Linked DNA regions of Mus musculus: region 1 is linked to region 2. Evidence: chromatin loops called from intact Hi-C (ENCODE). Cell type or tissue: gastrocnemius. All regions are shown on one strand. Each heading gives the region's core, and the rest is flanking DNA. Links, peaks and the distances in the headings are about the cores only. Region 1 has its middle 17 kb from the start of Xiap. Region 2 overlaps Xiap (X-linked inhibitor of apoptosis).

Evidence for each region. Peaks named below come from ENCODE experiments on the same cell type or tissue, not always from the same donor. Only the 100,000 strongest peaks of a DNase experiment are listed, where the experiment ranks them.
Region 1: it touches region 2 in a loop (3-fold over the local background); 1 of 42 quality-filtered maps calls a loop at or near these places.

What each region holds. Positions count from the first base shown.
Region 1 is chrX:42,043,170-42,059,029 of GRCm38, forward strand. No RefSeq gene overlaps it. Among named protein-coding and RNA genes, the nearest start is that of Xiap, 17 kb to the right of the region's middle. In gastrocnemius, for the core only: no CTCF peak of the experiment used is centred there; no DNase peak of the experiment used is centred there; H3K27ac peaks cover 1,008 bases.
Region 2 is chrX:42,099,898-42,115,757 of GRCm38, forward strand. It overlaps Xiap (X-linked inhibitor of apoptosis), which reads left to right. Exons shown (of 8, transcript NM_009688.3): 7 at 2,099-2,299; 8 at 4,894-9,767. The coding sequence ends at 5,087. Among named protein-coding and RNA genes, the nearest start is that of Xiap, 40 kb to the left of the region's middle. In gastrocnemius, for the core only: a CTCF peak has its summit at 8,767 (motif pointing left); no DNase peak of the experiment used is centred there.

The DNA of each region.
Region 1 (15,860 bases), core at 7,217-12,216, 56 kb before region 2:
CAGGACCTTTGGAAGAGCAGTCAGTGCTCTTAACCACTGAACCATTTCTCCAGCCCTCTTTTTTTTTTCTTCTTTTATTTTAATTTGGTTTTTCGAGGCAGGGTTTCTCTGTGTATTCCTGGCTGTCCTGGAACTCACTCTGTAGACCAGGCTGGCCTCGAACTCAGAAATCCACCTGCCTTTGCCTCCCAAGTGTTGGGATTACAGGCATGTGCCACCACTGCCCGGCCTGAGGTCTATTCTTAATATTCCTAAAGGGTATATAAAGACGTCCTAAGGTATACAATCACATAGATGGCTTAGCATCGTGTAGTACCATCACTACACATACGAATCCTACCACTGGGGGGAACAGACGGAGGAGGAGAAGGAGTTAAAAGACAGCCACAGCTACATAGTTAAAGACTACACTGAGCCGGGCGGTGGTGGCGCACGCCTTTAATCCCAGCACTTGGGAGGCAGAGACAGGCGGATTTCTGAGTTCGAGGCCAGCCTGGTCTACAAAGTGAGTTCCAGGACAGCCAAGACTATACAGAGAAACCCTGTCTCGAAAAAAAACCAAAAAAAAAAAAAAAAAAAAAAAAAAAAGACTACACTGTTTTACATGAGACCCTACCTCAAAAAAGAAAAATAGAACAACTAGCTGGGGTGCAGCTCAGTTGGCACAGTGCACACCTACCCTGCACCAGGCCAACCTTCAATCTCAAAACTGCATAAAACTGGGTGTGGGGCTGGGGAGTTGGCTGAGCAAGAAATGTGAGTTTGCTAATAAGCCTGACAGCACCAGGCAGTGGTAGCGCAAGCCTTTAATCCCAGCACTTGGGAGGCAGAGGCAGGCAGATTTCTGAGTTCGAGGCCAGCCTGGTCTACAGAGTGAGTTCCAGGACAGCCAGGGCTACACAGAGAAACCCTGTCTCGAAAAACCAAAAAACCAAAAAGCCTGACAGCCTAGCTTGAGTTCTATCACTGAAGCTAACATAGTGAAGGATGTGGGGAGCCGCCCTCACATTCGCCGTTACAAGATGGCGCTGACATCCTGTGTTCTAAGTGGTAAACAAATAATCTGCGCATGTGCCAAGGGTAGTTTTCCACCCCATGTGCTCTGCCTTCCCCGTGACGACAACTCGGCCAATGGGCTGCAGCCAATCAGGGAGTAATACGTCCTAGGCGGAGAATAATTCTCGTTAAAAGGGACGGGGTTTTGCCATTCTCTCTCTTGCTCTTGCACTCTTGCGCTCTTGCGCTCTGGCTCCTAAAGATGTAAGCAATAGAGCTCTTGCTCTGGCTCTTGCACTCTTGCTCCTGAAGATGTAAGCAATAAAGTTTTGCCGCAGAAGATTCCGGTTTGTTGCATTCTTCCTGGCCGGTTGCGAGAACGCGTGTAAGAGAAGGAGAGAACAGAACAGACTCCAACAAGCTGTTCTTTGACCTCCACATGTGCAAAATAAATAAATATTTTAAAAAAGCTAAACAAACAAAAAAAGGGAAGTGGAGACTCGGGGAATTAAATGCTCACGGTTATCCTTGAATCTCTAACAAGTTCAAGACCAGCCAGGGTTTTTTTTTCAAGGTGTTTATTTGTCTGGGGGAGCTTTGTGTAACATAGGCTGGCCATGGACTAGGCCTTGAGAACGACTTTGGCAAGCAGGTGCCACTGTGTATGATTGTATGAGGTACTGGGCATAGAACCCAGTGCACTGCACATGCTAGGCCAGTGCTCTAGCAACGGAGCCATATCCCAGCCCCCCTTTCCTCAACAGTGCTGGTGTGATGTCCCCATTCAGTTTCCCTTCTCCTCCTTCTTTTCCCAAGTGAGCCTGCATCCTTTCCCCACCAGTTGACTCATGCTAAACCTCAGAAATCACACTCGAATCACATGTAAAGCGTCTGACAACCCAAACAAAGGAGCAAATCCATATATCGATGTTAAAGTGTACATACTGTCAGGCCTGGTGGCGAAAGTCCTTCATCTCAGCATCTGCAAACACGAGCCAGGAGGCTCAAGAGTTCAAGGCCAGCCTGTCAACTTCTCCATTCGTTTAAAATGTTTCACAATAACACATCAAAGGGATAATGAACAAACAGGATCCATGGCAAGAGCGCCTCCCTGAGTCCTAGTCTTGTGTCTTTCTCTGTTACTGACAGGGGGAAAAAGAAAGGAAAGAGAATTCGGGTATCTTAGGATTCGGAAATGAGAACCACAGACATATATAGGTGTCTGCCACCAAACTTGGCAACCAGATATCCACCCCCAGAGCCCCAGAGTGGGAGAGAACTGACTCCAGAAAGCTGTCCTCTGACCTCCACAAGACATGGCACTTGTACATACATGAAAGAGGGGGGGCAAAGTGGGGAAGGGAGCTGGGGTAATGGCTAAGCAGTTAAGAGCACTTACTGCTCTTCTAGATTCTAAAGGAACAAAGTTTGCTCACAACACCCATGCCTCACAACCTCCTATAACTCCAGCTCCAGGGGATCTGAAACCCTCTTCTGTTTTCTGTGGGTGCATGCACATACATGTGAACAAAAGTAAATCTAAAAGGGCCAGGAATGGATCACGTGCCTTTAATCCCAGCAAATAAGAGGCAGAGGCCGGTGAATCTCTGTTAGTGTAAGGCTGGGCTGGAGAGATGGCTCAGCTAAGGTTAAGAGCACTGACTGTCCAGAGGTCCTGAGTTCAATTCCCAGCAACCACATGGCAGCTCACAACCATCGGTAATGGGATCTGATACTCTCTTCTGATGTGTCTGAGGACAGCTACGAGGTACTCACATACAATAATAAATAAATCTTTAAAAAACAAATTCAGCGCCAGGCATGGTGGTGCACGCCTTTAATCCCAGAACTCGGGAGGCAGAGGCAGGCGAATTTCTGAGTTCGAGGCCAGCCTGGTCTCCAAAGTGAGTTCCAGGACAGCCAGGGATACACAGAGAAACCCTGTCTCCAAACCCCCCCCCCCAAAAAAAATCAGCAACCACTTGAAAGTAAAAAAGCTACCTTTAAAAAAATTACAGGCCAGCCAGAGCTTCATAGTGAGACTCTGAAAATATCTTTAAAAAATTAATCTTAGAGCTAGAAAGATGGCTCAGGTGTTAAGAATCCTGGCTGCTCTTCCAAAGGACCCAGATTTGACTCCGGGCACTCACATGTTAGTAACTTTCTGTAACTCTATTTCGGAGGACCCCAGTCTCCTTCTGACCCCCTTAGGACATGCATGTAAACAGTGTGTAGACATGTAGGCCAAACACCCAAACATATAAAATGAACAATAAATATTTTTTTAAAAATTAAATTTAAAATGAGCAAAATTTAATGAAAATAGGCTTTATAAATGAGCTAGTAGTTGTTGTTTACAAAGGCTATATTAATATGCTTTCATCTGAATTGAAAATAAAGTCAGATTGTTTAAAAATGCAAATCTCAATCGACAGGATTTGTTTTGAACAGTTGGAGTGATTCTGCCAATGAGATTATATAATTTATATATATATATATTTATAAATATATATTTACATTTATTTATATATATTTATATAATATTTGTGTAAATAAATGAATGTAAGCGAGCAGTTCCGAGGCATTAATGAAAGCATATTCAAAGCACAAGGGAAGATAGGAGCATTTCCTGTTAAAGTCTACAGCAGTAAAGATTGCTTCAAATTATCAATAGCTTCTTTTCAGGACTATCTGACTATATCAAAGGAATGAACCGATCTTCAAGTGAGACAATAGAGGAACTCAACTATTGGTCCCTTAATAAGCCTCTTGGTATAGCTCCTAGAAACTGTAAGTCACATACAACCCCACAGATTGAGTGACAAATAGTTTGCAGTTCCAGTGGATGCCAATCATTCGTTTTTGCCAAATTTAAGGGAAAGTCTAATTAAGTAGATAGATTACAAAATATCATTTCTAATAGGTCACTATGTGTCTTTTGTGCTTTCTTTTTTTGCCAGAAGTCTCAGGAAGAGTTCAGATGAGTAAGTGGCATTGCTGTTACAACACATTATTCCCATTTTCCTATGTGTTTGAACAGGACTCTTGATATATTATGTCTATAAAAATAGAGATAAAGGTGGGACTTGCAGTGATGGCTCAGTGGTTAAGAACACTGGCTGCTCTTTCAGAGGACTCAGGTTCCATTTCCAGCACACATACACACCATGTGTAACTTCAGTTGGGACCCACTTCTGCTCTCCACAGATTACAAACATGCATGTGGCCCACAGACATACATTCAGGCATATGTATAGTCATGTGCATATAATAAAAAATAAATCTATTTTTGATAATCAGAAAGCAAGAACCAAGACTGAGGAGATGGTTCAGTGGTCAAGAGCACTTACTGGAAACTGGGTGTAGTGGCGCATACTTTAATCTCAGCACTTGGGAGACAGAGGCATGTGTCTCTGTGAGTTTGAGGCCAGCCTGGTCTATAGATTGAGTTCCAGGACAGCCCAGGGCTACATAGTAAGACCCGGCCTTGAAAACAAAAATTAAGAACACATCCTGGTCTCTCAGAAGACCAGAGTTCATATCTCAGTACCCACATGGGGCAATTCACAACTGCCCCAGCTCCCAGTGCCCCTTTATGGCCTCTGTGGCCACCAGTGCACGAGCGCATGTGCGCCAAAACACACACACACACACACACACACACACACACACTATTTAAAAAATAAAAAACCAAGAACTAGGATTGATGCTGAATTCTGTCTGTCCCATTCTAATGACATAGTACTCATTTATACCTACGCAAAGAAAAAAATGTCTAAAAGCTAAAACTTATGCTTGCTAATAAAGTACTCTTATGTCAGGAGGCCTAATGTATTCCAGGCTAGTATTGACAGTGTAAATGACAGTGACCTTGGACTCTTGATCCTCTTGTGTCCACATCCCAAGTACTGAGATTCCAGGTATGTGTCACCATGGTATTCTAAAGAATCATTTTATATTCATTTTTGCTAAAAAAAAAAAAAAAAAGAAAAAAGAAAAATAAAAAGAAATGTGATCAGTAAAAAAAAAAAAAAAATCTGCCCTCACAGATTGGAGAGATGGCTCAGCAGTTAAGAGCACTGAGCTGCTCTTCCAGAGGTCCTGAGTTCAAATCCCAGCAATCACATGGTGGCTCACAACCATCTGTAATGGGATCTGATACCCTCTTTTGGTGTGTCTGAAGACAGCTACAGTGTTCTCACATACATAAAATAAATAAATCTTAAGAAAAATAAAGCCAGAGCCGGGCGTGGTGGCACACTCCTTTAATCCCAGCACTTGGGAGGCAGAGGCAGGCAGATTTCTGAGTTCAAGACCAGCCTGGTCTACAGTGTGAGTTCCAGGACAGCCAGGGCTATACAGAAACCCTGTCTCGGAAAACAAACAAACAAACAAACAAATGAAAAAAAGAAAGAAAGAAAGAAAAGAAAAGAAAAGAAAAGAAAAGAAAAGGAAAGAAAAGAAAAGAAAAAGGAAGACTGTCCTCACTCTAGTTGCCATAACCAAATATTACAGACTGGGTAATTGAATCAAGGGACAGTTATTTTCTCATGGCTGTAGAGGTTAAAGGTATAGGACAGAAGCATATGGGCACAATCACTGTCATGTTGAAAGATCCTGACAGAATGTAAAAGGTCACAGAAGCCCTGAAATTGGCAAGATAGATGTCACTGTTAGCAGAACTAGCTTCACTGATTTAGAAAAATATAGGTGCACAATGCTCTGGCCACTCCTTGAACCCGTGTGTCTGCCAATGTTTTGACCGTTCCTTGATCCATGTGTGTGCCCACTGATGAAGCCCACTGCCAGGTGTTTGTGATATTAGTTGCTGAGAAAGAGTCGGAAAATCTCCCCAGCAACCACAGCCCGGCCAATCCTGAGTTGCTACACCTGCACCAGACTCTTTCCTTGTACCCCTCCCATACCCATTTCTTGAGAATAGACATTGTTTAGAGCTGGAAATCCCCTACTCCCCCCCTTCTCCTTTCCCCCCTGAGGGCCTATAAAAACTAGGACCTCTTTCCCCTCGAGGTCGACTCCTCTACCCCTGCGTGGGTTATGAGTCGTCCCCAGAGCTCTGGTTTTCCCTGAATAAAGCCTCATGTGGCTTACATCAAGCTTGGTCTATCATGAGTTCTTGGGTGTCCGCTATTGTCCTGAGGCCTGAGCGAGGGGCTCCTCTCGGAGTCTTTCAATGTAAATGTGTAGGCTTCTGATCCCCATGTCCCCACATAAGGATTCTCACAGACACAGATCTTTTTACAAGGGCGCCAATCCCATTGTGACACCCTCCCCATACTCTCAGACCTCTCATTTAAACCTAATTATTTCCCAAAGTCCTTATATTCAAACACCCAGTGGCAGTTATACTTTCAATATTTAAATTTGGGGAAGAAATAAGTCAATCCATGCATTTTTTAATAAAGCATAAAATCACATTACATTAAGATGAAATCCAATGGGGTAAATATAATGAAAAAAGAATTAGAATTAAAGATCACTTATATAACTTCCTATTATTGATATTGTTTTAATATGAAGATGGTTATAATTATATATTTTTAAATATTTATTTATGTATATAAGTACACTGTAGCTGTCTTCAGACACACCAGAAGAGGGCTTCAGATCTCATTACAGATTGCTGTGAGCCACCATGTGGTTGCTGGGATTTGAACTCAGGACCTCTGGAAGCAGTCAGTGCTCTTAACCACTGAACCATCTCTCCAGTCCCTGATTATAATGTTTTTGAGACAGGGTTTTTCTATTATATAGCCCTTGCTGTCCTTGAAATCACTATATAGACCAGCTGGCCTCAGAGTTCTGCCTGATTCTGCCTCCAAAGGCTGGGCTTAAAGACATGTACTACCATGCTCAACTTATTTTTGCTTTTTATAAGTAGTTTTATGTAACCCAGGCTATCTTCAAATTTCCTATGTATTGAAGAGAACCTTGAACTTCTTCTGATCGTCTTGCTTCGCATATCTCCCAAGTGCTGGAATTATGAGCATGTCCAACTGTGCTCTACTGTGTGTGATTGATTTTTTTTGCGGGGGGGGGGGGGGGGGTTGAGACAGGATTTCTCTGTAAAGCCCTGGTAATCCCAGCCCTTGGAAGACAGAGGCAGAAGGATCATCAGGAGTTCAGGTTCATTCTATGTTAATCCAAATTAGATGCCACCCAGGGCTACGTGAGACCTTATCTTAGAAGAAACAAAAACCCAAGTGTGGTGCTGTGTTGCACATCACTACTTAAGGTAGCAGGCTACCGCCAGGCATGGTGGCACACGCCTTTGATCCCAGCACTCCGGAGGCAGAGGCAGGCAGATTTCTGAGTTCGAGGCCAGCCTAGTCTACAGAGTGAGTTCCAGGGCAGCCAGAGCTACACAGAGAAACCCTGTCTCGGAAAACCAAAACCAAAACAAAACAAAAAAAACAATCAAACAAACAAACAAAAAGGTAGCAGTCTACCATGTCCAGGCTCTCCTCTGAGCCTGGTGCAAAATGGAGGACTCCTTTTTCTTAGTGGGGCTTCCACTTCCCTGCCTAATCTGGGGAGCTGGGGCCCCCATTCTTCTACCTGAGGAATGTCATATAGTCCTTGGCAAATGTACAAGTTCAACTTCCTCTTTCCTGATAAGAACCCACCCAGCAAGCACTTGGGATTCCTGGAATGCCTCTCCATACAAATGAAGCATTCACGGCACTTTAAACTCAAGCCACTTACTCTGAAAACTACTTTCCACTCTCCAAGGTTTATATATAGCCCTTGGTCACCTCAGATAAAGTGTACTTACACAAGCTAGTACTGTCTAAGGGAGTTAAAATCCTTGGTGAAGCCCCCCACCCACACATACCCCTGCACTCATGCCCAGCCTGTCCAGGATCCTGCAGACCCTACCTGTTCTGTATTCTGCTTCATGCTTCCAGACTGGTGTGCAGGAGTGCCTGGACACCCTGCCAGCTGAAAGAGGAAACAGAGGATGCAGGACCACAGCTGGATCCCAACATGCATAGCACAGTGCAGCATCCCTGTAATTTTGGCACTTGAGAGGTATGTGAGGCAAGAGGATCACTGAAGATTTGAGGCCAGGCTGGTGTATATCACAAGTACTAGGCTAGTTGAGGCTGCCTGCGAGGCTGCGTGGTAAGACCCTGCTTCAACAGAATGAACACAGAAATATCTTTACGTTTTATAGAACTAGGGGTTGAACTTAGCCCTTCACACATGCTAGGCAAGGACACTCCCACTGACCAGTAACCTTAGTCCTTCACTCAGCAATTGGATATTGCTGTGTTACCTAAATTGCCTTTGAACTCCTGAACCTAGACAATCACCTGCTTCAACCTCCTGAGAGTCAGGACTACTGGCACATCCTAACACCCAGCTAAATGTATTTTTAACCGATATATAAAAGCATAAAAATTGTGCATACTTATTGGTTATCAAGTGATAGTTAAAAACATTGTCTATGTGTTTAAATCATGATAAACTATATCTTCTATCAGTTTCACTTTTTTAGTGAGATTTTTTTCAAAAGCCTGATTTGTTTTGTTTTGAGACAAGATCTCATTGTGTAGCTCCAGCCGCCCTCTAACACACAAAGATCTTTTTACTTTAGCATCCAGTGCTGGAATTAAAGGCATGTCACCAGACACACTAGAAGTTCTTATTCCTATTCAAATGCAACTTAATTACCCATTAATTAACCCTTTCATATCCCTCTCAATCCCTTACTCTCTCCACTCTCTGTTAACTACCATTCTATCGACTTGTATGAAATCAATTCTGTCTTCTCTGTGTAGCTTATTTCACTTAGTATAATTATCTCCAGTTCCATTCATGTTGTCAAAAATCCCATTTTTTTAACCAATCAGCAGTTGATAGACACTCCGGTTATTTCTGTTTCTCAGTTATTATGAATACCTCTGCAGTTAATGTGAATATGGAATGCAGATAACCCAGAAGTATGATTGCTGGATCACAATTTTTATGCTTTTATTTATATATCGGTTAAAAATACATTTAGCTGGGTGCATAATCAGTTCCAGGTCAGCTTAATCTTAGGAACGTTCTTTTTCTTGTTTCTTTCTTTTTCTTGTTTGTTTCCTTTCTTTACTTTTCTTTTTTTTTCCTTTTCTTTCTTTTATTTCCCCCAAGACAGGGTTTCTCTGGGTGACCTTGGCTGTCCTGGAACTCACTCTGTAGACCAGGGCTGGCCTTGACCGCAGAGATCTGCTTTCCTCTACCTCACAAGTATAGGATTAAAGGCCTGCATTACCATTGCAAGACTTTTGTTGCTTGCTTCCTTCCTTTCTTTCTTTCTTTCTTTCTTTCTTTCTTTCTTTCTTTCTTTCTCTCTCTCTCTCTCTCTTTCAGATTTATTATTATAAATACTGTAGCTGTCTTCAGATGCACCAGAAGAGGGCATCAGATCTCATTACAGGTGGTTGTGAGCCACCATGTGGTTGCTGGGATTTGTACTCAAGACCTTCGGAAGAGCAGTAGGTGCTATTAACTGTTGAGCCATATCTCTAGCTCTTTTGTTGTTTTCTTGAAACAGTGTAACTCAGCATAGATCTGACTGTTCTGGAAGTCACTGTGTAGATCAGAACTCCGACATCTGGCTTCTGGGTTAAAGTCACAATACCTGTCATGTTAGGAACTTTCATATGGCTGCTTTCTTTCTTTCTTTCCTTCTTTCCTTCCTTCTTTCTTTCTTTCTTTCTTTCTTTCTTTCTTTCTTTCTATAAAGATTACCTCCCATCTTTAAAGATTTATTTATTTTTAATATTTTTATTACGTATTTTCCTCAATTACATTTCTAATGCTATCCCAAAAGTCCCCCATACCCTCACCCCAGCTCCCCTACCCACCCATTCCCACTTTTTGGCCCTGGCATTCCCCTGTACTGGGGCATATAAAGTTTGCAAGTCCAATGAGCCTCTTTCCAGTGATGGCCGACTAGGCCATCTTCTGATACATATGCAGCTAGAGTCAAGAGCTCCGGGATACTGGTTAGTTCATAATGTTGTTGTACCTATAGGGTTGCAGATCTCTTTAGCTCCTTGGGTACTTTCTCTAGCTCCTCCATTGGGGGCCCTGTGATCCATCCAATAGCTGACTGTGAGCATCCACTTCTGTGTTTGCTAGGCCCCGGCATAGTCTCACAAGGGACAGCTATATCAGGGTCCTTTCAGCAAAATCTTGCTAGTGTATGCAATGGTGTCATCGTTTGGAGGCCGATTATGGGATGGATCCCTGGATATGGCAGTCTCTAGATGGTCCATCCTTTTGTCTCAGCTCCAAACTTTGTCTCTGTAACTCCTTCCATGGGTGATTGTTTCCAATTTTAAGAAGGGGCAAAGTGCCCACACTTTGGTCTTCGTTCTTCTTCAGTTTCATGTGTTTTGCAAATTGTATCTTAATATCTCGGGTATACTAAGTTTCTGGGCTAACTGTAGCTGTCTTCAGACACTCCAGAAGAGGGCATCGGATTTTGTTACGGATGGTTGAGAGCCATCATGTGGTTGCTGGGATTTGAACTCCGGACCTTCGGAAGAGCAGTCGGTGCTCTTAACCACTGAGCCATCTCGGCAGCCCCTTCTTTCTTTAGATATGGTCTTATCCTTCAGATTAAGCTGACCTGGAACTGATTATGCAGCCCTGGCTAGTCTTACACTTGTAGCAATCCTTCTGCCTCAGCCTCCCAAATGCTGACATTACAGGCATGTGACCATGTCTCCATATTGTTTTCCATAATGTCCGTGCTAGTTAACATCTATACCAACATTTGTACCAACTACACACAAAGGTTCTCTCTTCTCTGCATCCTGATCATCATCGTTAAATTTGATTTTTTTTTTTTTGAGACAGGTTCTCTTTCATCTTTGGTGAATCTCAAGTTCACTATGTAGCTGAGGATCTTGAACTCCAGACTCTCATACCTACCTACATTACCCTAGTGCTGGCAGTGCTGGCACGTGTCCGTGTGCCCAGCTTTATGAAGTGGAGAGATTAACTCCAGGGCCTTGGACATGCCAAGCAAGTTCTCAGGCAAACCATAGCCCCAGCCCTTGCTAGTTTTTAAAACAATTATGTTTAAGGGTCTGAAGGGATATCTCCTTGTGGCTCTGAATTTATTTCCTGATGATTAGTGATGGGGAGGGCTTTTTCCCCCCACATACCTTTAGATGTGGTTTTGAGCCGGGGTCTTGCTATGTAGCCCTGTACATCCTAGAACTCACTATGTAGCCATGGCTAACTTCAACCTCACAGAGATCCTCTTACCTCTGCTTCCCAAGACCTGTGCCTTTAGCCACTTTTGTATCTTCTTTTGAGAAACTTCTGCTTAGACATTTTTTTCTTTTTTTACATTTTATAATTGAGTTGTGTTCTTTTTGCTTACTTGCTTTTAAAGCTGAGCCTTTCCAGGTAGCCCAGGCTGGCCTCAAACTCACTCACTTTTTGCAACAGACTGCTGGAATTACAGGTATGCTTCATCAAGCTCGGCTTGAAAGCATGTCTTTTAGAAACACTGCTACTCTCTCTGCTGGGAACTTTCTTGTTTCCAGGGTTACTGCAATCATTTCCTAAGTTCCATTTCATTTATTCCCTCAAATCCTTTCACTATATTATGCTGTCATAGTGATTTTCTTAAAGCCAACTTCGATTTCAAATTCTTTGTGATGAGCCAGGCAGAGTGCTCCAGGCCTGCAATCCTAAGACCTGGGAAGCCAAAGCTTCAGCATCACAAGTTAGAGCACAGCCCGTCCCAAGGACACATAAAATACAACAAAACAAAGCACAAATCTAGGCATGCTTTTGATGCTTTCGTTGCTGTAAAAGCATTCCGAAAACATCACTGCACCATAAGCCTACCAAGTCTGGTGATGTACACCCATGCTCTCAACTGCTTGGGAGACTGAACCAGAAAGGTGGAACCCAGCCAAGGATATATAGCAAGTTCAAGGGCAACCTAGTGACACCTTGTTTCTAAATTTAAAAAAAAAGGCGGGGGGGCTGGTGAGATGGCTCAGCGGGTAAGAGAACTTACTGTTCTTCCAAAGGTCCTGAGTTCAAATCCCAGAAACCACATGGTGGCCTACAACCACCCATAATGAGACCTAACACCCTCTTCTGGCGTGTCTGAAGACAGCAACAATGTACTTATATGTATAATAATAAATAAATCTTTGGGCCAGAGCAGTCAGAGACTGAACAAGCAGAATTGACAGGAGTGAGCAGATGTCCTAAAAAAAAAAATTCAATTCCCAACAACCACATGAAGGCTCACAACCATCTGTACAGCTACAGTGTACTCACATAAATAAATAAATAAATAAATAAATCTTTTTTTTTAATTAACTTAAGTATGTGGGGGGATGTCAGAGGATAAAATTTTTAAAAAGTAAATTGACTTAGTAGTGAGTGAGTGAGTGAGTGAGTGAGTGTAAGCCAGAGGAAACTTTGGAAGTCACTTCTCTCTATGTACTATGGGATCAGATTAGGGATTGAAGTCCAATCATCAGGCTTGCATGGAAAGCATTTTTCACATTTTTATGTTTCTGAGCGTTTTGTCTGTGTGTATGCGTGGGCATCATGTGCATTCCATGGAGGCCAGGGCAGGCAGTCAAAACACCTGGGACTGGAGTTGAGATGGTCGTGAGCCACTACGTGATTTCTACAAACCAAACTCAGGTCCTCCACAAAAAAGAGTAAGTAAGCTCTTAACTTCTGAGCTCCAGCTGAATGGAAAGAGAGAACTTTGGCCATAGTTGTTTTATTTTATTTTGTGGCTCTGTTTTATGAGACAGGGCTTCACATAGCCCAGGCTTACCTTGAACTCTTCATCTTCTTGTCTCTACCTCCGAAATGCCGCAGTGGCCCATACCTGCTTTACCTGATGCTGGCAAAAGCATTCAACCAATTAAGCTGTATTGTATCCTCGAATTCTTTTTATTTATGTTCTGATCACAAGCGTATCAGAGTGCCAAACATGCAGGATGTTCTTTTTTTTTTTAATTTTGCAATTAATTAATTTATTTTTATGTATGTGAGTACACTGTTGCTCTCTTCAGACACACCAGAAGAGGGCATTAGATCCCATTACAGATGGCTGTGAACCACCATGTGGTTGCTAGGAATTGTATTCAGGACCTCTGGCCATCTCTCCAGCCCTTGCAGGATGCACTTAAGTTAGGTTCCCTCTAAAGTGCTCTTCCACTCATCTCCAGAGCCCATTCCTGCAGTGATGTCTGTCTGGTGAAGTCAACAAAAGGGGTCCTGGATGCAGATCCAAGCAGACTACATTAGACTTCAGCATTAATTTAGTTTTTAAAATAAGGCTCTCATGTAGCCCAGGACGGCCTCCAACTTGCTATGTAGCCATAGCAAGTTCTGGGTTTGGTTGGTTGGTTTTTCCTTTAAGACAGGGTTTTACTGTGTAACTCTGGCTGTCCTGGAACTCAGCTAGACTGGCCTTGAACTCAGAGATCCACCTGCCTCAGCCACTTAAGTGCTGTGCTTAAAGGTGTGCGCCATTATTAAGCTGGGCTGTGGCTCTGAACTCTGGTTACTCCCGTGTCTGTTTCCTAAGCGCTAAGATTATAGGTATGTAGCATCACAACTTGCTAAAACTTCCCTTCTTGAAGGACAACCGAGAATTGGGTAAATGAAGCAGCGGAATTTAAGTTCAGGTCAGAACATAATAACACATAGAAATGGAGCTGCTGGCATTTACTGTGTGTTTTACTGTGCTCATACTATGTTAATTGTATGACAAAGTGACAAAGGCTCTGTCCTTAATCAAACTGGGGTCTGCCTCCTCTCAGACACTGGATCGTGTCCTAAGTCCAGTTAGTCCAGTTTTACTAAGAATTTGAGTCTCTAGCAACCACTGCCCTCAGTATCTGATCAAATCGCTCCCTCTGTGCTCATCACTCTGGTCAGCCCCCAGCAAGAACTCCTCTAGATTTGACATTTCCTCTTGGCAGTTTTCCATTTGTTGATCCTAGCCTTTCCCTTGGCTATTCTTCCTTCCTCTGTTTGAAGCTGAATCTAACTTCCTTCCTCTGCTGCAAAATTCCGTTGCAGTGGGTCATCATTACCCATCACGATACAGCCTTTCTTTAACAGATATCATGAAAAGTATTTTAACAATAGATGACCACATCTGTTCTTCATGTAACCTCTATGAGAGGCGTAATTTGTTAATACCATTTCACTAAATAGAATCCTGGCGACCGACAGTTGGAGTTTCCTGAGGATTCAATATTTAAAACAACTGGGTGGGGGGAGGGGATATAAAGAGCAGCAGAGGCTCGGGAGAACTACTTTGGGCCAGACTCAAAATTTTTGTCTTAGTCCATTTGAGTTTCCATAACAAAAAAATACCAGATACAAAACTTGTTTGGTATCAGGGCAGAAGACTTGAAGTCGTGTTGTCATTGTTGTTGTTTTCTAAGGATGAAGTCTCAGGTCAAGGAGTGAAAAAGTTCACTTTCTTCTAAGGCCTTGGTTCTTTGCGTGCACATTTGTCACCTTCTTTCCTAGGCATTCATATGGTCACTGTGTGTGTGCATCATTGATATTTCTTTTAATGGCCTCCTCTCCTATTATAAAGACATCAATCAGGTATTATTAGGTTCCACTATGACAGCCACACTTTAATTTAGATACATCTTCACAGGCCCTGTCTCTAAATGTAGTCACATTCTTAAATTCTAGGAGACAGGGATCCAACATATAAATTGGGGCAGATACAACTAACTGCATCCATACATGGCTCTGTAAAGGATTTGAACTTTAACCTATAGACCAGTTTTTCTGAAGCCTGCTCGTGAGTCAGAATCACCGGAAGATCTTTTGGGAAACTGATGGGACTAATTCCAGGATATGACTCAGATTCAGTCACTCTGGGCTGTGTTCTAGGGAGAAGTTTAGTTCCTCTGCCCTTTCTAGTTGATTCTGGTGCAGTCCGGTTTTTCTCCATATCTCCACCCCAGGTACTAAGAATTGAGCAGAGGTCCTTGCATGAGATAGATAAGCACTTATCACTGAGTAATATCTTCAGCCCTTTTTAAAATTCTGAGGACCAAGCCGGGTGGTGGCAGCACACACCTTTAATTCCCGGCACTCTGGAGGCAGAGGCAGGCAGATCTCTGAGGCTAGCCTGGGTCTACAGTGTGAGTTCCAGGACAGCCAGGGCTACACAGAGAAACCCTATCTGAAAAAACAAACAGGCCAGGCTTGGTGGTGTACGCCTTTAATCCCAGCACTAGGGAGGCAGAGGCAGGCGGATTTCTGAGTTCGAGACCAGCCTGGTCTAAAAAGTGAGTTCCAGGGCTACACAGAGAAACTGTGTTTCAAAAAAATCAAAAGAAAAAAAAAGACAGCGAAGTATAATCATATACATATAATAAATAAATAAATAAATAAATAAATACATCTTTTCTTGAAAAAGATGATGGGGGGGGGGACTGGAGTGATGGCTCAGTAGTTAAGAGCACTGGCTGCTCTTCCAGAGGTCCTGAGTTCAATTCCCAGCAACCACAGGGTGGCTCACAACCATCTGTAATGGGATCCAACGCCCTCTTCTGGTGTGTCTGAAGACTGCTAAAGTGTACTCACATATAATAAATAAATAAATAAATCTTTAAAAAAAAAGATGATGGAAGGTGAGAATCAGCTCCTGAAAGTTGTTCTCTGACCTCCAAACCCAGAGCATTGCACACAAACACCCATCCTCACATGCCACACGCACACACAATCACAATCACCGAAAGAAGTAAACATTTTAAAATGGGGGAAAAAAAAGTAACAGACAAAAAGAACACTTAGACCACAGTGTCTAAGTGTTAGCA
Region 2 (15,860 bases), core at 6,625-11,624:
AATAAATCTGTTTAGTTTTGTGGCCAATTTATTATAGTATGTTTAATGAGGCTGCTATAAATTTAAGAATTTAATGAAGTGCTTATAATTTTATTCCAGATAGTTTTGTAGTGAGAACATTAATAGAAAGCCAGGTGCTGTGGTGGAAATCTAATCCTAGCACTCACAATGTTAAAGCAGGAGAATTCTGAACTTGTGGTCAGTCTGGATTGCATGGCATGGTTTTAAGAAAGGAAGGGAGGGAGGAAAATGTATTAAAACAACAAAGAGATTAGAAGTTTAGATTTTTACATTTTTATTTACTTATTTATTTAATCTGTATGGGTGGTCAGCCTTCATATATGTGTGCCATATGCATGCCTGGTTGCCCCAGAAGCCAGGAGAGGGTGTTAGATCCCATGGGGCTGAAGTTAAAAGTAGTTGTGAGCCTCCATGTGAGTGCCAGGAATTGAACTCAGGTCCTCTGGAAGAGCCAATGTTCTTAACCTCTGAGCTATCCCAGTAGTCTGTCTACTGTGTAGGCCAGACTGGCCTGGACCTGTCTCTTTCTGCCTCAGTTTCTAAGTGCTGGGATTGGGGTGTGTGCCCCCACATGCAGCTAAAGCCGATACTGTGATGGTGTTTGTTGTTGTTTGGTGCTGGTGACTGAGCCGTGAATAGTAAGTACTCTGAGCTGCATCCACTGCAGTTAGTCCTACATTCCTCTGAAGAAACAAAGGTGATGTGATCTACCCATGGCCATGGTATAATTTCGTTTTGTTTCATTTTGTTTTTAGAGACAGGATTTCTCTGTGTACCCCTGGCTGTCATGGAAGTTGTTTTATACAACACGCTAGCCTCAACCTCACAGAGATATGCCTGCTATTGCCTCCCAATTAAATGCATGCACTATTATAAATTGTTAATAGAACTAAGCACTATAACAGGGTCTTCTAAATTCCATAGCATATTGTAGATTTAGGTTTTTTTAAGATTTATTTATTATTATATGTAAGTACACTATAGCTGTCTTCAGACACACCAGAAGAGGGCGTCAGATCTCATTATGGATGGTTGTGAGCCACCATGTGGTTGCTGGGATTTATCAGAACCTTAGAAAGAGCAGTCAGTGCTCTTAACAGCTAAGCCATCTCTCCAGCCCTAAATGTAATTTTCAGTGTGATTATGTATGGGGGTTTGGTGGTGGTGGTGGTGGTGTGGAACGGAGTTTTTCTCTATATTTCAACTGTCCTGGAACTCGCTTTGAAGAGCAGGCTGGCCTCAAACCCCCAGATACCTTCCTGCCTCTGTCTCTGTCTCCAGAGTGTTAAAATTAAAGGTGTCCACCACAACACCTGTGCACTGGTGTTTGTTTTTTTTTTTGTTTTTTTTTTGAGAAGGGTATTTTCTGTATAGACCTGGCTGTCATGGAACTCAACTCTATAGACCAGGCTGGCCTCGAACTTAGAAATCCGCTTGCCTCTGACTCACAAGTGCTAGGATTAAAGACATGCACCACCACTGCCGAGCAGACACTAGTTCTTTTGGAGTTTCCATTTGTGGGTTTTCAGTTTTTTGTTTTGTTTTGTTTTCTTGTCTATTCTTTTCTTTTAAGATGTCCTTTTTCAATTGAAGCAGTATGTTTTAATTTAGAGTATCTGGTGAGTCCCTATTCCCTAATGTTGTAACATCATCTAGGATACTACAAATATTTGTAAATATGCTTGAAATGCAGAGCTACGTTATATTATTTGGAATGGACTTGGTAGCAGGTATAAATAACCAAGTTAAATCATTTTTCTCTAGCATACTTCTTTTTGTGGTTTCTCGAGATAGGGTTTCCTGGATGTCTTGGAACTTTCTCTGTAGACTAGGCTGGCCTAGAACTCAAAGATCTGCCTGTCCCTGCCTCCTGAGTGCTGGGATTAAAGGTGTGCACGAGCACTTTTCTTTTCAGCTTTGGAAATCAAAGGCACAGCAACACATATAATAGGCAAACACTCTACTGTTGAACTTATCATCAATATGATAGTCTCAAATCCCTAAACTATTTTACTGTTTAGTTATGTTAATGAAAATACTTCTACTATGTTCTTTCTCCACCCAACTTTGATTTCAGATGATACCATCTTCCAGAATCCTATGGTGCAAGAAGCTATACGAATGGGATTTAGCTTCAAGGACATTAAGAAAACAATGGAAGAAAAAATCCAAACATCCGGGAGCAGCTATCTATCACTTGAGGTCCTGATTGCAGATCTTGTGAGTGCTCAGAAAGATAATACGGAGGATGAGTCAAGTCAAACTTCATTGCAGAAAGGTATGCATTGTTTGTTTTTATAGGAAAATTCACCTTGTAGCCCATCCATTTCCTTTATAATATCCCCATAGAATAAACACTTTTACTCTTTGAACTTAGTATTATGGTTCTCTTATTTCAATGAACAACCAAAATTACAGCAGATAAGCTACTTCTAGACAGTTTTTCTTTTATCCTTTTTTCTTTCTCTGGGTGGGGTGGGGGTTGGAGACAGCTCTGTATAGCCCTGGCTGTCCTGGAATTTGCTATGTAGACCAGGCTGGATCTCAAACTCAAGTGATCCACTTGTTTCTACCCCACAAATGCTGGGGTTAAAGGCGTGAGCCCCACACCCAGCCTGAAGGCTGATTCTTTTCTTTTTTTTTAAGATTTATTTATGTGAGTACACTGTAGCTGTGCAGATGGTTGTGAGCCTTCTTGTGGTTGCTGGGAACTGAATTTTTAAGACCTCTGCTCGCTCTGGTCAACCCCGCTCACTCAGGTGGGCCCCGCTCGCTCTGGTCAATTATTATACATAAGTACACTGTAGTTGTCTTCAGACACACCAGAAGATGGTGTCAGATCTCATTACAGATGGTTGTGAGCCACCATGTGGTTGCTGGGATTTGAACTCAAGACCTTCAGAAGAGCAGTTACCTCTTACCCACTGAGCCATCTCGCCAGCCCTGAAGGCTGTTTCTTAAGAAGAGACTAGAACAATCCTTTTTGTCCTTTTCATACCCAGAGAGCTCAAATATGGCAGTACCTCTCTCTCTCTGATTCAAAACTCCTCAGCAGCTCTCAGAACCCTCAGAATCAAGTCTCAGTTCTTCCATGATTTGTCACATCTTTAAGGGTCAACTCTTGCCGACCTTCTGTATCTGGTCTGGTTTCCTTCATATTCAATTACCAGTTTTGACTTACGCGCTTATATGCTGTGCTCTGTCTCTTGCAGCATGCTTCAGTCATTTTTTTCACCTTCGTTTAATATCATTGTCACTGTTTAGCATATCGTGATTTTCTGTTTACTTATGTTCCCAATTTTTCTGTGAATATTGGGTGCCTAAAGTGTATGTATGTACTATTTATTTTATACCAAATGCTCAAGTAAGTGTTCAATAAGTGCTTGCTAAGGAAGAACAAGATTAAACTTGATTTCTAAACACGTTTTGGAAATAATGTTCCCTCCAGGACATAAATGCCATGAAAAGGAGTGATGGCAGCCATGGGGCACACACCTTTAATCTCAGGATTCAGGAGGCAGAGACAGGCCACGGCTAAATAATAAGACCCAGAATTTGTTTTGTTTTGTTTTGAAAAGGATATATACAAAGTTTAATAGGGAAATGCATTGTGTTCCCATAATGGGATACATCCAGTGAAATAGTTTCATGTGACTCGTCCTAGAAGTTAGAAAAACCTAGCAGAGCTAGTGCAGTTGATCAGTGGGTAAGGTGCTTGCTTCCAAGCCTGAAGATCTAACTTGAGGACTAGAAACCTGGGAACTGTATGGTGGACAAAGAGAACCAACTCCTGAAAGTTGACCTCTTCACTTTGTCACATGTGCCACAGTGTATGCGCTCACACAAATATAAATACATGTAATAAATTATTTTTTAGAAGGAAAGAAAACTTGTTTGTGAAAATGCCACAAGAGGTAGGTATGTGGCACAATGAATGGTATACAGTATCCTGAATTTTCAGGATGCTAACCACCCCCCCCCACACACACACACACACACACACATCCCAAAGGGGGAAAAACCTTCCAATTCTCATTTGAAGCCAGATTTATAAACCATTAGTGTACAGTGATTACAAATATAGTTAAAATATGTAATTTATTTGGAATAATGCCCAGCATATAATATTTATGTTCTATTACTGTTGATTATTGTTGCTGTTATCATATATGACTACAAATCATAGTTTTGTGGCATATTTGTTAGCATTTCACAAAATCTGTTTTGGCAAAGGTTCAGCTATGCAGCTACTTCAGTATCCTCTAATTACACCCAAATGTTTTTGTGTGGATAGCCTGCCAACATCTTAAATGTACTTGCAACTGTAAAGCCTTTACCTTCTTCTCTATTTCCAATAGTTCTCACTGCCTCCTTAACCCTGACAAACCCAACTAACTTTACCTGCGCTTTCTCTCTTCAGCCCTCACATCGAAGCACTAAATCCTACCTGTCCCACAGTAGAAGCAGCCTTCAAATAGACCCCTTCCTGGAATTACCCATGCCTTTCAACATGTTTGTACAGTTCCCTCATCTTTGCTTTTTCTGCCTGGTCATTTGTTGCCACACCACTGCAGTCCTGCTTATCACGATGCCTTCCCTAGCCACCCAGACAGAAGAACTTGTTCATTTTGCCCCAGAGCACTCTGTATGTAACTTGATTATAGTATGTTCTACTTTGTTCTTACCCTCTCTGGCTGTATCTCACAGCCTCTCCCACTAGCACACAAGCTACTTAAGAATTGCTGCTATGTCTGAGTCATTTTCGTGTCTCCCAGGACTTGAGTGTCTGGGACACAGGAGGGGGTTCAATGTTTCAACGAATTTAAACAACAAAACCAAAAATTAGTATATGTTGTTTTTCTTTTTACACAGACATTAGTACTGAAGAGCAGCTAAGGCGCCTACAAGAGGAGAAGCTTTGCAAAATCTGTATGGATAGAAATATTGCTATCGTTTTTGTTCCTTGTGGACATCTGGTCACTTGTAAACAGTGTGCAGAAGCAGTTGACAAATGTCCCATGTGCTACACCGTCATTACGTTCAAGCAAAAAATTTTTATGTCTTAGTGGGGCACCACATGTTATGTTCTTCTTGCTCTAATTGAATGTGTGATGGGAGCGAACTTTAAGTAATCTGCATTGCATTCCATTAGCATCTGCTGTTTCCAAATGGAGACCAATGCTAACAGCACTGTTTCCGTCTAAACATTCAATTTCTGGATCTTTCGAGTTATCAGCTGTATCATTTAGCCAGTGTTTTACTCGATTGAAACCTTAGACAGAGAAGCATTTTATAGCTTTTCACATGTATATTGGTAGTACACTGACTTGATTTCTATATGTAAGTGAATTCATCACCTGCATGTTTCATGCCTTTTGCATAAGCTTAACAAATGGAGTGTTCTGTATAAGCATGGAGATGTGATGGAATCTGCCCAATGACTTTAATTGGCTTATTGTAAACACGGAAAGAACTGCCCCACGCTGCTGGGAGGATAAAGATTGTTTTAGATGCTCACTTCTGTGTTTTAGGATTCTGCCCATTTACTTGGAATTTATTGGAGTTATAAATGTACTTATATGAGTATTTTTAAGTGATTTCGTCATCTCCTAAAAGATATTGAATGGTAGACTACCATCTAACCAGCATGTACTGACATGGAAAGGCAACACAGATATAGTTAAGTGTAAAATACAAATGGCAAAACACTGTATCTAGTTGGAGCCAAATCAGCTTGTGTGTATTTTGTATCTGTACAGGACAAAAAGGTTTGAAAATATAAGTATCACACTCTTAAATGTATTTTTTCTTCAGGGGGTGGGGGGTGGGTCTTAGAGGGGCTTATAGAGCCCTTCACTTTATTTTTTCATTTTTTTCTGTTTAAAGGTTTTATAAGTATGTATTACTTTTATAATCAGAGTTCTTAGTAAATATGTTGCTGATTTAAAGGCTTAGGCATGTTCAAACGTCTGCAAAACTACTTATCGCTCAGTTTTAGTTTTTCTAATCCAGGAAGGCAGGCCAGTTAACTTTTCTGGTGCCAATGTGAACTTTAAATGTTTTTATTTTACCTGCTTTGTGGATGAAAAATATTTCTGAGTGGTAGTTTTCTGACAGGTAGATCATGTCTTTTTATCTTGTTTCAAAATAACTATTTCTGATTTTGTAAAATGAAATATAAAATATGTCTCAGATCTTCCAATTAATTAGTAAGGATTCACCCTTAATCCTTGCTAGTTGAAGCCTGCCTAAGTCACTTTACTAAAAGATCTTTGTTAACCCAGTATTGTAACCATCTGTCCGCTTACGTAGGTAAATGTAGACGCCTGGTGTATATGGCTTGTAGTTTTAGTGTTGGCTCTCCGTGTTGAGATTCTTTCTCAGTGTCATTCTGTGTCCTACAAGTTTCATGTAGGTTTCGATGTTAGGATGGTTAAGATGTATATAGTACAAAATGTTCAGTCTTTGATTGTTTTATGTTTGTTTGTTTTCATGACTAGTAATGGTAGTGGATACTTTAAAAATATTTTCTGAAGATCCTTAAAACCTTGGAAATTGTAACATACTGAGAAGAGTGGTTGTTTGAATATTTTTAACAACTTGTATAAGTCAATATGAATACAATCAAAAGCTAAAGTGCTTCATAGAACACGGGATTTACCTTAAGTAATTATCATGAGAGACCTCTTGTAAAGACTGGTCTATTTTACTACAGAGAACAGTTTGAGAGTGAAACTGTTACAATTTAGACTTTTTGTTGTATTTTCTAAGAGAAAGAGTATTGTTAGGTTCTCCTAACCTCTGTTGACTACTATGGTAAGTGATGTTATTTTAATTGCAAATTTAAATAGAAACCAACAGAATTAAGTAACTGACTGTCTCTCTCTCTCTCTCTCTCTCTGTCTTCTTCATGAAAATCCTTAGTTCTGTATACTGCCTTCTGCTTAGATTTAGTTATATGATCATTAGGTTACATTTGATCTAAGTTGACTAAGATTTCAATTTCAATTTATATTTCAAGCATTCTGCCAGGGAATAGTTTTAAAAATTGTTTCCAAGGCACTTCAGGTACAAGTCATATAGGTAGTTTGTTTAATCTAGTCCTTAGCCTAGGACTCAAGGACTGAATGTTTTCAAATAACACTTTTCTTGTTCTCAGAGCCTCAGTTCATTAAAACTCTTTTAAAACCTGTGTGCTGAGAGTTAAGCAAGACCTCTTTTCTTGTCTTCATGAGTTGCGAAATTGAATTCATGGAGCTGATGTGGCTAACAAGTTTATTTTAGGAATTGTTTAGAAAATGCTGTTGCTTCGGGTTCTTAAAATCACAGCACTCCAACTCTAATCAAATTATTGGAGACTTAGCAGAGCTGGTCTGAAATCACACTAAAAAAAAAAAGGTACTGGATCCTTTCCAGTATGGTTGTGTAAAAAATGGTCACTCGGAAGGTCACAGAATAACCGGCTCTGAATCACCACCCCTGAGAGAGTTCAGTGTCTGCGTGCTGATGGTCTTTTGCTGTATAAAGTTCATTCTAGAATTTTGAAGTAACCACCCGTTTTACTACATATTAGTCATGTGAATTTTGAAGTTATTTTGTAATAGTTACTTTCATTTGTTATTTACTGTGTTGATCAAGATGTGTGTGAGTGTTTAGCATTTATTAAAGTATTGTCTTTCCTCCTAGACTTTTGCCTCTTCCTGTAGTTAGGGGTAGAGGTGAGGTGAGTGGAGTGACTACAATGTGATTCGCTGGGGTAGGACAGTTTGTTGTCTTGTTAGTCACAGTGTGTTGCTCTGTTTTTTATTTTAGTAAGATTTATATTTTGAGCTCTCTGAATGGAAAGTGCCACTGCAACCTTAGCTGCATGCATTGTTCCCATTAGACCTAAGTCTTCCTGGACTTCTGAGTCCCCAGATACTGGATAAAGGAAGAGGAGAGATGGAGTAGCCTGTCTGTCACTGCTATGAGAGAAGCAAGAAAGTGGGTAGAGAAATACTTCACATTTTAGTCACATCTTCTCTTTTTAAAAAGGTAGCCATCAGTGAAGGAAAGAACTAGTCAAAAATAGGCTTGACAACCTGAATTCAGATCCCCAGAACGGGCATAAAAGCAGCCAGGTCATGGTTAGTGCACTCCTTTAATCCCAGCATTTGGGAGGCAGGGGTAGACATATCTGGGTTTGAAGCCAGCCTGATCTACAGAGTGAGTTCCAGGACAGGGAACCCTGTCTTATTCATAAAAGAAAACAAAACAAACAAAAAGCTGAGCGCACTAGCCCAAGCACCTGTAATCCCAGAATGCCTACATGAAACAGGAAGTAGCTAGGAGAATGCCCCAAAGCTCATGGTCAGTTAATGGCTTATGTATTAATGAAGAGGCACCATGGTAAACAAAGTGGGAAGGTGAGAGCCCACCAACATCCACAAGTTATCTGCTGCCTCCACACATGTAACATGGCAGGTAACCACTTACACCCAGACACATACACAAAAGAGAGAAGACCAAGAGTGTTAACACAAGAACATCTTATATACTCTTAAGTGTTAACTCTCATCCTACAACTTAGAATCCTCCATGGCTTTGTCTTGATGGAAGATCTTAGACTAAAGCTTAAAAGAGGCCCAGAACTATTACTCAGTTAAGAGTACTTGCTGCTTTTTCAGAGGACTTAGGTTCAGTTCCCAGCACCCACATGGACAAAGACACATGTAGCTCTGGTGCCCTCTTTTGGCCTTCAGGGGTGCATGCATGTGTGTATACATACACAGTCATACACAAGTACACATAAAATAAAAGTAATCTTTAAAGCTTAAATGAAACTCTTTATGTTAACTTTTACTCACTATTATTTGTTTCTCTGGATGCTTCTTGTAACAAAGCTATAAATTGTAATAAATAGTTCAACCCTTTAAAAATATTTAAATTACCTTTTCAAAAATTAGAGAAAGTATTCTTACTAAATTCAGTCGAATTTTTTCCAATAGAAACAGTCAACTTATTACCATCTTAATATTTTAGTTTGGCTCTGAAACATTTAGTGCAATGTAGATTTCTTCCTTATATAATAAAATCACTGACTATCAGAGCTAGAAATGACCTTAGAAAGTCACTTATTCACACTACCACCACCACCTTCATTTTATTGTTGAGGCAACTTAAAGGAAAGGTGATTGGCCCGAAGCTATATAGCTGATTAGTGATAGATTCCTTACTGGAAGTCTCAGGTGTTTGTCAACTCTTCATTCTATTACACTCTTATCAGGGCACAGTAAGTGGTGCTTTGTAGTTTCTACAGTAAGACGGTTGCTGATACTTTCAAATTAAACAATATGACAGTAATGCTTGAGTGGTAAAGTTCTCTTTTGGAGGCTGAAATTTGCAGATGTGAGTACAGCTGTTTGGCATTTACTATGTGCTTATGTATTATTAATGAGCATTTAAGATTACTCTGTAAGTATATTTTATCACTGTCTATACTTACCAACAAATTTGCATTTTGATGTAATAATGGCTTTCGTGTAATTTCTGTTTTGGCATTTTTGTTATACTTTACCTGAAAAAAAAAAAGACCAATTCTTTTGTCATGTGTTGTACTATATTTGTGAATATAATTTTATGACTCGTTTATGGAAACTCCTTTATGGAATTGCTTTCTGCTCTATAATCTGTCATTTGTTGTAGATTAAAGCTTATTTTTCTGTGAATAAGACTTATTCAATAAAGCACTATTCTTTAAAATGTTATCTTCTTTGTATTTGATTTGTTTTGTTGAGAGGATCTCATGTATCAACCCAGGCTACTGGCCTTAAATTCCGTATGGATAAGGGCGGCCTTGGATTTCTTCTGATCCTCTCTCCTCTACTTCCTTAGTGCTGTGACTACCCGGTATATGAAGCATTGAGAATCAAATCCAAGACTTAATTTTTTATTTTTATTCATTTTATTATTATTATTATTATTGGTTTTCCGAGACAGGGGACAGGGTTTCTCTGTATAGCCCTGGCTGTCCTCTATCTCAGAAATCCGCCTGCCTCTGCCTTCGGAGTGCTGGGATTAAAGGCGTGTGCCACCAGGTACCCTTACCTCCTGGACCACACACAGGCACATACCCCATTCTGTGATACACTGCACATATCAGCCAGGTGGTATGTCCATGACTTTAATCCCAGTACTCAGGAGGCAGAGGCAGGCAGATCTCTGAATTCTAAGATAGCCAGGGTTACATAGAGAAACCTGCTGCCACCCTGTTCAAAAAATGAAATGAAATAAAAAGGGAATGAATCTTTTTAAAGATACATTAAATTTGGGCTAAAAGTGTGGTTCAGTGGCAGAGTACCTGCTGCTGACAACAGTGACATACATGAGAACCTAGATTTAACCGCCAACACCAGGGGGAAAATGAATAGTTGACACCACTCTCCTCTCAGAGTAGCCTGTCTGTGTTCAAAGATCGTACAGCCACTTTGTAAAAACAAAGTGCCAGCAGGGGAGGAATAAGGAGTCTATGAAGCACTGCCCCATTGAGGCAGGCAGCAAAGGGATTTTTGTGAGTTAGGGTACATACTGGCCAGAGTTTCAAAATATGTGAGCAGTCTGGTATGATATAGGCTCCCCTGGACAGAAATTTACAAGGAGCAGTTTCAAGTGACTGTTGCTCTGTCCCTTCTAATAATCCACAATACAGGTCCTTAAATGAATTATATTCCAGCCAGGGATGATGGCACATGCCTGTAAATGCAGCATGTAGAAGGGAAAGACACAAGTTCAAGGCCAACTGAGGATACACGAGACCCTGTTTTCAAAAAGAAAAACTGATTTCAGGCTATCTGTGTCAGGCCTGGTTAATCTTTGACAGTATAATCACTGTCAAAATCATTGCCATTATCAAAAAACAAACAAGCCTTTTCACAACACATCCACAATATATTTAAAATAGGGCCTTAATCTCTAGCTCCAGCTGGATTTAAACTTGGCTGAGTCTAGGTATGAACCACTATTTCCAGCTCCCTTTCAGAGCATGCCTTCCTCCTTAGAGTATCCATGTGAGCTTTTCAGTGACACCAGGATGATCCCCAATGCTCACTGACCTTAAACTACTCTGATCAAAGGCTAGCATGATAGTTCAGCAGGGAAAAGGTACCAACAAGCCCAATGACAAGTTTGAGTCTCAGAACCCACAAGGCAGAGTAGAAATGACCCCTGCCTATTTAACTCTGACTTCCACGTGCACACTAGATCACATATGTGTGCCTGTACAAGAATACTGCACACACCCATACATAAGATTTTAAAAAACTACCCTTTAATCAAGCAATGAAGGTTAAAGATTTGAAAGCTGAGCTGTACGTGCTGGTAGATGACAGCAACCGGATGGGACTGTGCAGACCGGATCCGCATTTCTACAGAGCCAACACTACTACGACAAAATGTGAGCCGTTAATTTGAAAGGAAAGAATTTCAGAATTGGAAGGAGTTGGCCTTTCTAATTCATAATAATTAAGAGTTCTGATTCTTCTTCAGTTCGGAAATTTTTAAAGTGTGACACAAAAAAAAAAAAAATAGAGGACTCAGTCTTTCGATGATGAGAGTATCTATCGTTTGAAACAATACATGTCCATCTATATTGTAACCAAAATAACAGTCTCAATAGGTATAAGGCTAGGTGACAGTTTATTTAGTATTTTCAGTCTTTGTATGAGATTCCCAAAACAATATAATGGATCATAATTAATGAGAATAGCAAAGAAAATATTTTGCATGGGCCTATACTTGTTAACTTTAATCTTCTGTTTTATATTGGAGGAATACTGGTTTCAAATAAATAAATAAGAACCCAGGAGAATTAGATTTTCATTATTGTTTTTCCCCAGAAGAATTTAAATTGAAGAAAACCTAGGATATAATTAAATAGGACACTGTGTATTGAAACAGAGGTCTCTTTCAAAACCTAATTTCCAACGTAGCTCAAGTTGGCCTGCTCATATTGCAGACACACATGCACCATAATGTCTGGCTTTCAAAATCTTAATTAGTTCAATAGCGTTAATTTACTGTCAACATGTATACGTATATTTAGAAGGATGAAACCTAGAGAGTCACTTATACTAGGGAAGTTCTCTATCACTGTTATATTCCTAACCCCACAAATATGTGTTCTACATGGAAAATTAGTGATGCACATTTAAAAATAAACTTTCATTGTATATTCATTTCTGTGTGTACACGAGCACCTGCTGTTTCTTTAGCTTTATTCCATTACAAGGTACTAGGGATTTCTTTTTAATTCCCCTAGTTTATTATATAAGGAGATTTGCATTCTTGACTAAGGCATCAAAAATGTATTTTCTCATTAAATACTGGAATTTATTTTGCCAGAAATTAGGTTCTGCTTCTGGCAAATCAGTAATGATTGTCCTGAGGGGAGAGAGAGAGAGAGAGAGAGAGAGAAAGAGAGAGAGAGAGAGAGAGAGAGAGAGAGAGGACGCAGAAGTGTTTTTTGTGAACACCAACTGATATTCAGAACTACTATTAAAACAACAGACTCTGCCCCCACCCCATAAAGTTAACCTTTTTTTTTTTAAGTTAATCTTCTGAAGTAAGGAAATAATTTCTAAAATTATGTTTCATTGAATATTCAAACATGGATCATGGCTCTTTCTTTGTAAAAAATTAACAAATGTTTACGTTAATCATTAAGAGAATGTCCTAACAGATCTGGAAAAACCTGTTTTTCTTTCAACATTTTATTTGATTATTAAGATGAATATACTCTACTGTAATTCTTAGCTTTCTGTTACAAACTTTTCAGATGTTACATTTTATGTGAGCTGTAAGAATGGAAAAAGCAAGTGCTAACAATAGTTATAAACCAATACTTTCCACTAAATGAAATGAGCATAACAAAAAATAATTCATAAGGGTAGCCATTCCTGTTTCTTCTTCCCTCTGGGATTATGAAGAACATGTGACAAAATGTACATGAAAGATATTTAAAAGGACTAAACCCTCTGTGCGCCTGAAGAATCATTCATCTAATTAGAGTGTGTGAACTAATTACAGGTTAGTTTCACACAAAATGAAACAGTTGAGGACCAGTGTCTGATTAATCAGGGATGTAAGATGATGAAATGCATTTATGGCCATTTTCATAGCTCTCAAAATGCTTTCCATCTATTTTCTCATTCCCTTCCACTCTACATCATCAAGTGTTGTGCTTAAATCAGAAGAATATATGTAATGGCTCAGGGGATGTTGGAGAAATTGTTGCTGTGTAGAATCAGAAAAATTATGTTCTCAAACCATGCCATTCAATTGACCTTCAAATAGGGAGGTGGGGGTGTAGTTTAGTGGTAGAGCACTTTGTCTAGTCCTGGGTTCAGTCCCCAACATTACAACAAGAACAACAAACCAGTAGTGACCCTCACATAAAAATTTGGAGACAGATCAGTTTTCTAACATGTGACTATAAAAGCATGTAAAACATATTTGGGCATGATAATTTATGTTCTCAAAGGGTTTCTTGGTACATCACTAAGATGAATTTTCAAATTCACTTTACCCACTTCATAACTTCCCTCTCAAAGGAACTGCCCCTTGTAATTCTGAAAATAGTGAAAAAGCCACAGTGAAGTTAGCTGACTTACCCAAATTCCTGCAGGTAAGTAGAGCCAAGTCACAAGAGCCTTTGCTTCTATTACACTTCTTTCATGTGTGTATGTGTATCCATTCTTTTGCTACTTGTGGCTTCTTTCTTCCACTCTGCCAATGGTGGGGAAGGGAACATCGTTATCCATCGACTCCTTCCTGCTGAATAGGGGTCTAGAGTTCCTTGGGACATGTTTAATCTTCACTATCAGGATACCAAATGTCTTCTTGTTGTTTCGTCTTTGCATGTGACCATCAAACCATGACTAACAACAACCAGCCCTGCCTCTCAGGGACCTAGCATTTATACTCTCTGAAAAGTCCCTAGAATTCCAAATGTCCCACAATCACAGAAACTATCTGCAGCTGGCAAAGTCACGCCCCTGCTGGAGCATGAGACAAATCATAGTCAGCTGCTGTGGACAGTCGGAAGTAGTCCCATATCCCACACCTGATTAAAACGAAAGCACATTCCCATAATTTTTCTGTGTTTTTCAAAGAAACCAAAAATTTCACTACATGTATGGGTGTGGGTATGCATACCACAGAATATATGCAGAGGTGAGAGGACAACTTGTGGGAGACGGTTCTCTACTTCCACCCAGTGGGACCCAGGGATTGTCCTCAGGTGGTCAAACTTGGCTGTAAGTGCCTTTACCCGCTGAGCCATCTCGACCACCCAAGAACCCTTACTTCTACTCTTGTAACACCATGTCATTGTGTCTCTTATTCATTATATCTGTGCCATGTATATAATTTTCGGCTGAGGAGCCCTAGACATAGAGGTTATATGACTCACCAAATCATATGGTGAATCACCAGTCAAGCTGTTCCTATAGGCAGGAAAGCTGTTTCTAGCTAACTTTAGGCATTAGCTACACTGGCTGCCTTGCTGTCTGACATGTATGCTTCCAAATCCAGGCTCTTGGATTGTTTTGTTGTTGTTGTTTTGTTTGTTTTAGGTTTGGGGTTTTTGTAGGGTTTTTTGTTTTTGTTGGTGGTGGTGCTTTGGTTTGTTGGCATGGCAAGACATGGCTGGCCATATGATACCAAAGCACAAAAACAAATTATAGGTGATACATGGGTGTGCGGAGTCCTTAATCTGCCTGGTTTAATTTGAGCCCTGCCTGTCTAGGTGATTAAATTTCAGTTTTGGGGGGAATGGCATGGTAGGCATCGGTGGTGCACTCAACGCAGAAGGATCTGGAATTTGAGGCCACACTGGGTGACATGCTGAGACTGTGTCTCCAAGCAAACAAAAAGAGAGTTTGGAAATGGGTCCTGAGGGTAAGTAGGTCAGTAACAAAGGGTTTACCTAATGTGTTTGAAACACTAAGTTCTATCTTTAAACTATTTTATTACATTGACAAGGCAAACATTGGATGTCAGGATGTTGCCACATGTTACCCTATAGTCACTGTGTTCCCAGTGGTGAGAACATTACCTAGACCATTAGAAGGTCGTTACTGGACACTAGGTTCTTTTTAGCTCAGTGCATATGTAGATAATGTGTTGAATGGACATCGTATGAAAGAATGAATGAACACATGAATGAACAATGGAATGAGGAAACTAAAAGCTGAGCATGGAAAAAATTATTTTCTTTGGGGAAACTATATTAGTAACATTTTCTTTTGCTAGATCACTGAAGGTATTGTCCATCATGGTAGAGCAGGGTGTTGGTGACAGTGGCTGGAGCTGTGGTCTCAGGAGCAGATAGATGCCTTGCTACACTACCTTCATTATCAGGACATAAGAGGGTGTGCTGGTTTGTATATGCTTGACCCAGGGAGTGGCACTATTAAGAGGTGTGGCCTTGTTGAGTAGGTGTGTCACTGTAGGCATGGGCTTTAAGACCCTCATCCTGGAAGCCAGTCTTACACTAGCAGCCTTCAGATGAAGATAGAGAACTCTCAGCTCCTCCTGTACCATGCCTGCCTGGATGCTGCCATGTTCCCACTTTGATGATAATGGACTGAACCTCTGAACCTGTAAGCCAGCCCTAATTAAATGTTGCCCTTAGAAGAATTGCTTTCATCATGGTGTTTGTTCACAGAAGTAAAACCCTAACTAAAACGAGGGGGAATGTTGGTGCTCAACTTGGCTCTGTCTACTTTCTGATTTTATTCAGCCCCAGACCCCAGTCCATGGGGTGATGCCACTCACACTCAGGCTAAGTCTTCCCTCCTTTG